Regions from separate parts of the Homo sapiens genome. Here region 2 is linked to region 1. Evidence: chromatin loops called from intact Hi-C (ENCODE). Cell type or tissue: Calu3. All regions are shown on one strand. Each heading gives the region's core, and the rest is flanking DNA. Links, peaks and the distances in the headings are about the cores only. Region 1 has its middle 67 kb from the start of UPP2. Region 2 overlaps UPP2 (uridine phosphorylase 2).

The links. Peaks named below come from ENCODE experiments on the same cell type or tissue, not always from the same donor. Only the 100,000 strongest peaks of a DNase experiment are listed, where the experiment ranks them.
Region 2: a loop joins it to region 1, with 9 times the contacts of the local background. A loop is called at or near these places in 3 of 110 quality-filtered maps.

Annotation. Positions count from the first base shown.
Region 1 is chr2:158,031,846-158,037,225 of GRCh38, reverse strand. It overlaps a transcript of UPP2 not described here. Among named protein-coding and RNA genes, the nearest start is that of UPP2, 67 kb to the left of the region's middle. In Calu3, for the core only: a CTCF peak has its summit at 2,810 (motif pointing left); a DNase peak (open chromatin) is centred at 2,785.
Region 2 is chr2:158,122,939-158,128,318 of GRCh38, reverse strand. UPP2 (uridine phosphorylase 2) reads right to left here. Exons shown (of 7, transcript NM_173355.4): 6 at 4,424-4,570. Among named protein-coding and RNA genes, the nearest start is that of UPP2, 24 kb to the right of the region's middle. In Calu3, for the core only: no CTCF peak of the experiment used is centred there; a DNase peak (open chromatin) is centred at 2,498.

The DNA of each region.
Region 1 (5,380 bases), core at 187-5,186:
TTTTTTTGTATTTTTAGTAGAGATGGGGTTTCACTATGTTGGCCAGACTGGTCTCAAACTCCTGACCTCGTTATTCACCCACCTTAGCCTCCCAAAGTGCTGGGATTACAGGTGTGAGCCACCACACCCAGCCAAGGATTGTTACATTTCTATCCTTTATGTCAAGTCAGAGCCTGGTTAGCCCTCTGAGATAGGAATGAATCTGAGATTCCAAAAAATAAATGAACTTGAAGATAGGAAACTTTCCCAGCCCCATACAGACTTTCTACTGAGCCAGTGTTTTGTTGGAGATGTGTCACTTTCTTTTAAGGAACATACAGAAGACCTTGGGGTCTCCGTGTCTGTGTGTCTGGTACCCTTCAGTGTGAAGCAAAACACATTTGGAAATGTGAAATTTTGACTGTGCCCCCTTTCAACTGTTCACCATTCTTTGATTTATTTAATGAATATTTATCTTCTGCCCACAGGGACAGATAACTGACATGTTGAGAACTTAAAAGTAACTGGTCTTATCTTCACCTGCCTTTCCATAAACATTTATATTCATAGCATCAGTGTCACAATCTATCATTGATTGATTTTGAAGTTGTGTGTTTCTCAGAGCCTTACTTACACCAGCTTATGAACGAACAGATAAGAGCTAGCAAAATTTCTGCTCAGAGTCTGTACATAAAATGGCACCACTGGCTATAGTTTATACTGGAAAATAGCTTTCATCTTTCATGGCACACAATAGGCCCACACTAATGGCCTGGTGATGAATGCTGATGCTGAGAGCTCTGTATTGAGGTCAATTACAAGACCACACCTGGACTCCACAGGAACTGTGCTGGGAGGCATCAATGTCTCCACCAAGCGCTCGGGGGTACAGTCGTAGTGAAGGAGCTGAGTATTTGCCCACCCTGCTTTTCAGGTTCAAGTGAAAAGACTTTGAAATTATACCTTAAAAAAAAGAAACTTGTGAAACATAAAATATAACTTTAATAACAGAATGTGTGACACTATGAATCTTGGAGAATGGCTTAAGAAACTCAGCAAGCATTTTTTTCTAGCCCTTCTCTAATGATAATGTATCTAATTTTACAGATTAAAGAAGTAAAGTTGAGTATTTTGTTTTTTAAATCATCACTGCTACTTTCCAAGCTTGTGAGCTTGAGTTCTTTTAGGATCTACATTCACGACCCTTCTACTGCCCAAGAGACTTACATGTCAGAGGAGTGACAACATCTCCAGGAGCTTGGTAAATTTTGGCCAACTATTTGACACAATCCTTGTCCCTTGGAAAACACTAATGTATGTTTAACGTGAAAATCAACTTCCTAGAAATCCCCTATTCCAGTAGCTTGTAAGGATGACAGCTGTTTAACAGAGGAAAACTGGTTTCAACCCTTGTGTATTTGAACAACTGCTTACAATGTAAAATAAGAACATCTCTGGACCAGTCAATCCCGTCCCTGCAGAATTATGTGCTGGTTTTTATACAGTGCTAAACAGTTTGGCAGATCTAATGTCATCAATGTATGAATTAGTTTCACATCTCTGGCTGTAAGAAACTGATAACACCCATAAAGCAATTCCCAGGTAGACTCTGATTGGCCAGCTCAGGTTACAAGCCCATGCCGCAGTAGTAGGGTATGGTGCCCAATTAATAACCCATCAAGATTCTGTAAAATGGAGGAGGAGTTCCTTTGATTGTATCCAGCACAATAGGAATGGGATAATATGCTGATCAATGACAGACTATCAGAGCCCACTTCAATATTCTGATCCTTGGCCGGGCGCGGTGGCTCATGCCTGTAATTCCAGCACTTTGGGAGGCCAAGCAGGTGGATTATGAGGTCAGGAGTTCGAGACCAGCCTGACCAACATGGTGAAACCCCGTATCCACTAAAAATACAAAAATTAGCTGGGCGTGGTGGTGCATGCCTGTAATCCCAGCTACTCAGGAGCTGAGGCAGGAGAATCGCTTGAACCCAGGAGGCGGAGGTTGCAGTGAGCTGAAATCGCACCACTGCACTCCAGCCTGGGCGACAGAGCAAGACTCCATCTCAGAAAAAAAAAAAAAAAGATTCTGATCCTCTTAAACTGAGGTACCCCATCTTATATCTCTACGTATCCTCTGTAGTTTCTAGCACTGTACCTGAAAATGCAATCTTTTAATAAATTCTGATAAAAAGAAGAGGATGTAGCAAGGTAAAGAGCTCTTTTCCACACCTCTGCTTCACATCTTCAAGAACCCCATTTGATGCCAGGCCAGAAATGGGGCTCTAATGCAAGCTACAGTGGCTCTGGGGCTTCTGATGTGCACTTTATTTGGAGGAGGGCCAACTTAATTCAGAAAAGAGTTCTCCAGGCTGGACTGACAGTGACCTTTCCACAGTGACCTCAGTTTAAGGCCTCATTCAATTTGAAGGAGAATCTTAAGGCTAGTTCGAACAAGCTGCCCCTGAGATAAAGCCAGAAATGGTTCATGCTCTGCAGCAGAGGCATAGACATAATGAACTGCTGACTGGTGCCAAACAATCTCTTCCTTTTCATTCACTATGCGTAATTAGTCCAGATTTATAGGACAGACTTCCTAGAATCCTCAGGCACACACACACGACAAATCTCTGGAAGGAAATGGACTTCAATTTTCCCTTCCCAAGCTCCCCTCTTGGAAGCTCTGTCACTCAAGGCCCTCTGTCTGTCACATCTCCTCTGAGATCCTTGAAGGCTGAGCTGGTTTGGAAAAGAGCACACTCCATTATCAAGCCAGGCTCCTTACACATCTTAGAACTTACTGACACCTGCTGGACGGTTTCCTTCTCTCTGAAAAGCATCTGAGCAGAAGCCTTTGCCCTATGTGTGAGGTCGAAGGAGCCAGGACCTTGGCTTCTGCACTGGAAGAGGAACAGAGAGCTTTCCCTGCCCTGCGGAGTGCTGTGTCTGCTCAGTGAAAACGTACCTCCTCCCCACAGAGAGCAGACTTGAGAGTCCCCAGGCAGCTTCAAGAACAAGCACCCTGATGGTAAAAATGCATGCAGGAAGGAACACCATGAAGAGCAGTTCAGAGGTGGAAGGTTGGAATTCATGATCATGGTCAAACTCCTAGATTCTTATGGCTTTTCCTCCTGGAGAGACTGAACATACAGCTAGCTTGAAAAGTATCCACTTCCAAGTGTGGAGCCTTACACTGTTCTCTGGGTTGCCAGAGCCAGGAGATGCTGCTTGACCGGGTCTGTGTTGCCCCAGAGCAAATCCTGAAGGAAGTAAAGGTGACCCTTGGTACTGTCCACTCTCAAAACATCTGGTTGTCTTTGGCTGCCTTCTCCAACTCCTAATGTTTTCAGGGCAATGCACTCTTCTCAACAGGTTGGAATAAGCAAATAAACTAATTTCATTGCATCCTTGTGAAACTGCATGTTTTAAGAGAACCTTGGGGTGAGATTTGTGCTAAAGTCCAGTGAATCTCTCCTAATGGTAGCATTTTAAACCTGAGGATAGGCTAATAACAGAAACTACTTGGAAAAGTGGGCTTGTGGAACCCCTTTAATTATAACGTGTTGGACAGCTGCCTGCAGGTAGATCTTGCATAGAACTAGTTAGTTATTGCTGCTATCTTGCCAAGGAATTGCCCTACATGGAGACCAACTGCTGGACCGCCCATTCCCCAGCCTCTTCTCCTTCTTCCCAGGAAAGAGGAGGAGTACTCACTGGCTGGCTGGCTGGCTGGCTCCCCTCAAGCTCCCTGGAAGATCCCTTCTGGAGAAGCTATTCTTCAGCATTCCCTCCTGGAACCACCCATCCCATCTGCAGTCATAAGAGCACCCCTGAGTCTCATCTCAGTTTTCCTCCCTAAGAGCCCAGCTAAATGCAGAAAGCAGGAGAGTAGGTGAGTGTGAGAGCATCTGTAAGCCTTTTTGCCGCCAGGGCTCTAGTGTGGCAGAGAGACCTCCCTGGGAGTGGAGCTATACCCTTCCCTATACAGGAACACAGCCTGCCCAGGCCAACCTCAGAAACTAAACACCTTTATTTCAAGAAAGAAACACCATGCTCAAAGGTCCTCCACCTTTGGGGCCCCCCTCCCATCTTCAGTATGCTTCAGGCCAGAATTTAGGTAGAGCTCTGAAGTTTGAGTTCTAATAGCTGGGTGTTGCCTACATTTGGTGTTCTAAATGACCCCTGGCCTCCTAGGGGTAATTATACAGCGGGATTTGAGGGTTTAAGGATGGGTAGGCCAATACTGGTAAATACCAGAAGGAATGTACAATTTCCCCCTAAAAGCCTGTTAGGGCCAGAGCCTGCAGAGATGAAAGAGGTCAGGAAAATGCCATGATATTACTTGCTTCCTACCTTAACATTTGGCCTCTCTGTGTCCCTGCACAAAGAAACCTGTGCTGCCTGTCAGATATGAAAAGCATTGCTATTTAGCAACTCAAAAACCATTAGAGGATTTACTTCAATAACCTGGAACTCATGGATTTCCAGAATCCAGCCTTTGTAGTGCTCTCTAATTTTATGATCTGTATCCTCACAAATCCTCCTCTGTCCCAGACATACTGTGTTCCAGCACAGTCTTTTGTTCACAATGCTCCCCGTAGCCCCAAATGCAGCCCTGAGTCTTCCTCTCCAGTGATCTCAGTCCCAGCCATGTTTCAGCACCTCCCCCATGTCCCACCTCCTAATGAAGCCCTCCTCTGCCACTGCCCTCACCACCCACAGCTCTTAATATTTCCCCTGTCCTATGTCATACACTTCCTTAGGTTGTTGCTTATATTTTCATGTAGGCAGCCTTTGTTCTGGAAGACCACAGGCCCCTCAGAGGTAAGCTCTTTGTCATATACCTGTTTGACTCCCCAGTTCAAACCCAGAACTTTTCACCACAACTTAGCCCATGGAGGGGGTCCCCTACATGGCATCCCTGAAAGATGTTTCCCCAGTCTCGCCATGAACATTTCTGGTGACAGGATGTGCATGACTTCATCCTGACCCACTCCAATATTGAATAGCTATAAGTTTTATTAAGTTCTTATTTCTACTAAGCCAAAATCAGCAATATCTGCTCCCAATGCTGCATTACAAGCAGCTGCTAGCTCTCAATTTTTGTCAGGATTCTCTTCTCCAGAGCAGAGATTCCCCAATTCTTTTGATCTTCATCTATCATAGTTTACAGACCCTGTACCATTCCGGCAGCTCTCTCCTGGGAAATTTCTGGTTTCCAGAGTCTCTCATGAAAGTTGCCACCCAGAGGGGAACACAATATTCAGCTGTATGAAGATGTGTGCTCTGAATGATGAACATACTCGAGGGAGGTATCTTGGTGATAATGGTGATGATCATGATCACGATCAAATTCTAACCACCTTTTAAAACACGAGGAAATTGCTAAAGAAAGAAC
Region 2 (5,380 bases), core at 301-5,300, 91 kb before region 1:
AAACATGGAATTAAAGTCAAGATTCTGCTCCCTCTCATTGAACTGTACTAAGGTAATATTATAAAGACTAAATATTTCCCTAAGTTACCAGTGTCTGTCCAAGGAAATAACACTGAATTCTTTAAAGAAAAGCCACTGTGAGTGCTGCAAACAACTAGACATAGAAGAGGATTTAAGCAGAACCTAAGCGTAGACAAATATTAGGCTTCATATATTGTCAGGCAAGCCTGTGTCAAAAGGCAGCACTGTCTTTAAAACACGAATACAAGTTAAACATACTTACCACAAGTTCACAGTACAAGAGGATTATCATCTTTCATCAGAATGTTTGGGGCTTAATTAAAGTAGATTTTGCTTTAAGAGAGACACAGATATGTGCATATTATAAAGTGATAGGAGAATGCATTTATTGAGCATTGCACAGTGCTTCCATTGAACAGGTTTACATTATGCTGAAAATTTAGCTTTGGAATAATTGGGTGAATTCCACTATTTCCCTTCACCTGAATCTTTGTTAAAACAGCATTGGATTCCCAACTCTCTTTTCTAAAATAATGAGATCAGGATAGCAACAGTGACTTCTGGGTGTCAGTGGCCTTATTATAGGTAGTTTGTCCACCTATCAAATGTTGACAGACCCAGAGGTTGTAGATCTAGCAAAATAAATATTTGTATAGACCTTAGAGCAAAGGGAGGCTTGACTTTAAGGCTTTATTTCCCCCTTTGTGGACAGTTAGGAGATACTCCTAAGTCCTTTAGACAATTCTAAGCCACTTATATGGCTGGGGAATAAAGGTTAAAGTTTGCAATGGCCATTTTCCATAGTCAAAAAGAGTCTAGTGGCCCTTTTTTTTTTCATTCACTCACTCGTTCAGTAAATATTGAAAGCCCATATGGCAGGCATTATTCTAAGTACTGGGGATACAGCAATGACAAACAAGGTCCCTGTTCTTATGGCACTAATGGAGAGAAATAATCAATATATGCCTTTATGCACTAATATGCATGAAATAATATATAAGTTAACATATAAACAGACTGGAAATATAGTCAGTAGTGGTAAATGTGATGCAGATAAATGAAATAGAATGACACCATTGTGAGTGAGTGAGTGTAGGTAGTCATGCAAGACTTTTTTGAGGAGGTGAGATTTAGGGTGAGATGTGTAATACTAACTGCAAAGATAATAAGTGGTAATCCACGTGGACCCAAGGCCTCCTTGTGCTAAGTAGATCTAGAAAGATCTGTTTCTGCAATGGTCCAAACTCAGTGAGTAATTCATCTAAGTTAGTACAATGGTTCTCTAGAAGACCTTTGTTTATGTAAGTATTTGGTATTTATAAGCCATCACCTTAGTATGAATTCTGATTGGTTATCCAGTCATCTGGTGTACTAAAGGAACAGAAGAGGTGTCAGAAGGCTGTCTGGAGAGATAGGATAGGGTGGGCCATAACTAACAGTGGCAGGGAGGGGGTTAGGGAGACATGCCTATGGGCCCTGGGCTCTTGGTGCCAGGTGAAATCTTTTTTTCCATATTGCTTACCATCAGATGTCCTCTCTAACTTCCTCTGTTTCAGCAGCTGTCCATGAATGCATTCTCAGCCCTTCCCCAAGCAAGCTTTTCTGGCTCACACAAAGTGCGTTATAAATGGGTTAAAATCAAAAGGTGCCAGATGCCAGCTTCCAAGCTTCAGTGTTACGGGAACAGGATGTTATGAAGTAGTAATGAAAGAAGAGAATATGATAGCACCCTATCCATGGGGTTTTCGGTCTCTATACTTGGTGGCTGATCTTCCAGGGGACAGCATACCAGGAATCCACCTTTTAGAACAGTAAATCTGAGGGAGATAAAGAGCCGCTGGCACCATGAAGACATTCAGATAGAAATACTCCCAAGAACTACAGAGCTGCAGATGCAACTTTTAGTGTGAATGTTGGCAGCCTAGAAGGGGTCTACTCCATGAAAGGCTGCAGCAGTGGCCTGGGGGAGAGCTATTTGCAGGCGGAAATCAGCTACCAGCAGGTCCAGCAGCAGCATAAGAAAGAAAATGCAGTGGAGGGCAGTAACTACAGAAATGTAGAGAAGAAAGCATCCAGGAGGGAAACCTGCAGGTAGCAGAGAGAGCAAGGTTACAAAGATTTGCAGCAAGGACAGAAAGGCTCTTAGAATAACTTCACTTAGGTTTCTGCAACATCCTAAACAGAGAAAGAAAGACTCAGAGTCCAGGGTCCACAAGCCTAGAACTCTTCTTGGCTGCCAGTTGGTGCCTCTTAAGAAAGAACTGCTGGTCATCACCCGGTTTTCATGAAGGCAACATGTTGATAACTCGGCATTTTATGTTTAACTATTAATAAAGTGGTTAACAAATTATGTTACACTTACACATTAGGTGGAGACATGACTCAAGTGATCACTTGTTTATGTAATAAAGAAATGTGAGGAGGCATTTCCTGGAGCAGAACCATCTGAATCCAGGTGTCCCTGCAGGCTGTGTGGGGTGCTGCTTTCCCACCGTCACTAACTTGTAGAGAGAAAAGCAGATGCTCTTGTTCTCTAAAAGAGGATACTAGCAATGACCTTCAAAAGAATACAAAGATGGGCTGGGCGTGGTGGCTCACTCCTGTAATCCTAGCACTTTGGGAGGCCGAGGCAAGTGGATCACTTGATGTCAGGAGTTCAAGACCAGTCTGGCCAACATTGAAACCCCATCTCTACTGAAAATACAAAAGTTAGCCGGGCATGGTGGCACAAGCTTGTAATTCCAGCTATGTGGGAGGCTGAGGCAAGAGAATTGCTTGAACCCAGGAGGCAAAGCAAAGATTATAGTGAGCCGAGATTGCGCCACTACACTCAGCCTGGGCAACAGAGGGAGACTCTGTCTCAAAAAAAAAAAAAAAGAGTACAAAAATGCATTGCGTGTTCTTCCCACGTTTTTACCAATAATTTACACGTACATATATTCTGACAGATGCAAGTAGTTAAGGATAGTGGTTCAACAATTAATCTCCTTAGAACTACAGCTTTTTTGTAAAATGCATTCTTAGAAATATGACCACATATATTCTGTTTGTAATGTGTAGATTAAAATTCATTGACTATAAGGACAAGTTTTGCAAGTCAAATTCCACTTATAAAAATGAAGCTTTATTGTGCTGTAATTCTTTACTTCTTTGAAGCCTTCCTCTTTGCATATCAGGATGCCACACTTCCCTGGTGTACTGCCAACTTCATGGGCCACTCCTCCTTGGTCTCTCCCATCTCAATTAACTTTTAACGTTTAAGCAAGGACCTCTTGTCATCTGTGCCTAGACTCATTGTTTGTTATCTTACCCATTGCATAGCTTTAAATGCCATCTATATGCTTTCAACTTAGAATTTTATGTCTCCAGTGCAAACGACCAACCTAAACTCCAGATTCATAAATTCACCTGCTTGCTTGGCCTCCATTTTGATGTCTACTACCCTAATGTCTTCACCCCAATTTCCTCTGTCCCAGTTATGGCAACCTCATGCTTCCAGTAGTTTAGACCATAAACATGGGAGTCATTTTTAACTCCTGCCTTTCTCACCAAATTTACATCAAGTTGTCAGCAAATGTTGTTGGGTTTGTCTTCAAAATGTTTCTACAATCTGACTACTTCTCACTACCTGCGCTGCTATCACTTTGTCCATCAACTCTCACTAGACTACTGCGTTCGCCTTCTCGTTCTTCTCCCTGCTTCTGCCCTTGACCCCATTCGGGTCTTCCCAGCTGAGCCGCCACTGTGATTCTGTTAACACACAGGTCAGATCCAGCCACCTCTCTATTCAGAGCTCTCCAGTGGCTTCTCATTTCACCCAGAGTGAAAGTCATTGTTCTCACAGTGTCCTACACAATCTGTACATCTTCCCTCTCTCCTCCCATTCTCCACCACTGCCTCTCCCCTCCTGATCTCTTCCCTGTTCCTCCAATTCTCCTTGAATGCTCCTGTCTGTGGCCTTGGATTTGCATTGAACAGAATGCTCTTCCCCCAGATATCCAAGTGGCACATTCTTCTCCCATCCTTCCCTGACCATGCTCTTTAAAATTATGATTGATGGACTATTTTAGGAATATTTTGTTTGTATCTTGTCTCAATAAATTCAATTGTAATAGAAACTACTAGCCACCACCAGGATGAAGGAAACTGAACTTGCTGTCAAGCCCTGAACATGTCACCAATTAGCTGTTGAACCCTGAGGTTTAGTTTCCTTATTTGCATAATAAGAATAATGTCCTGGCCACTCACAAGATATTATGAGATAATGTATATTATATACAATTATAAGTCATGCCTTCAGCCCAAGGTAATATATAGCTGGACCTCTTTTTCTTCTCCTAAGGTGTAAAAGTAGCTTCATGAAAGAGGAGAATTTGACCCTAAGCATTCACGAAAAGCTTACCTTTTAGACCACAGAGTCCACACATAGCTGCAAACACTGTAGATTCCATTTCAATATTCCTGACACCAGCTTTAAATGCTCTCTTCAAGTAGTCTAACTTTTTTTCTCTGGAAAAGGAGCACAGTGCTCCATCTAGTCGGCCTTGGCCTGAAAGGGAGGGGAGAACGTTTAGTGACTTGATGTCCCACCCCACTGACAGTGGCCTCATAGGAGGCTTGCTGTTGGCTGGAGCACGCTGCCGCTGTCTAACTCTACAGCGTGCTCCCCGTGTAGGATAAACTGAGCTGTGTGACTCTTCCTACCAGAGGACTGTGGAGCGATGCTGTCCCTAGCTGAGGAGTCTCATACGTAGGAAGGAGCCTTCATGGCCGAGGACCTCAGTTCTGGGGTCAGTAACTGTTGAGTGGCTGCAGCAGCCAGCACTGTGCCCAGGGAAATCAGGAAGCGGGGGGTTGCTGTGAGAGCTGCCCTTTGAGGAAAATCTCAGGTTGCTCCAATGACTGGGGAATGGCCCAGGGATGGGTGCTGGGAGAAAAAAAAAGAGGTTTCGATGATGCTAAGCTACTTGAGGATCAGGACAGTGTTTGGACATTGCGCCTCTCCATATGCCTTTGCGACATTGTCCACCTTCCCCCTTTCCGCACACTTCTCAGGCTGCACGCCACCCCTTGTGATCACATTTTCCTTTCCAGGCTGCTCCCAGTGTTCATTCATCACTGAATTTCAGCTGTATCTACCAGTGCGGACAGAAGCAAGGAAAGGAAACCTTGATGTCATTACTCCTTCCGTACCCTGTGCACACCCAGAAATAGACCTCCTAATGCCTCCTCACTCCTGAGAAGACCTGGATTCAAGCAAGTGGGCTAATAGCACTCTGTTGCCATCCATTATTTTCACAATCCCCTTTTTGGTGCTCTTTCCTCTCTTTTTCTCCCTTTCCTCTATCTCTTTCACGCT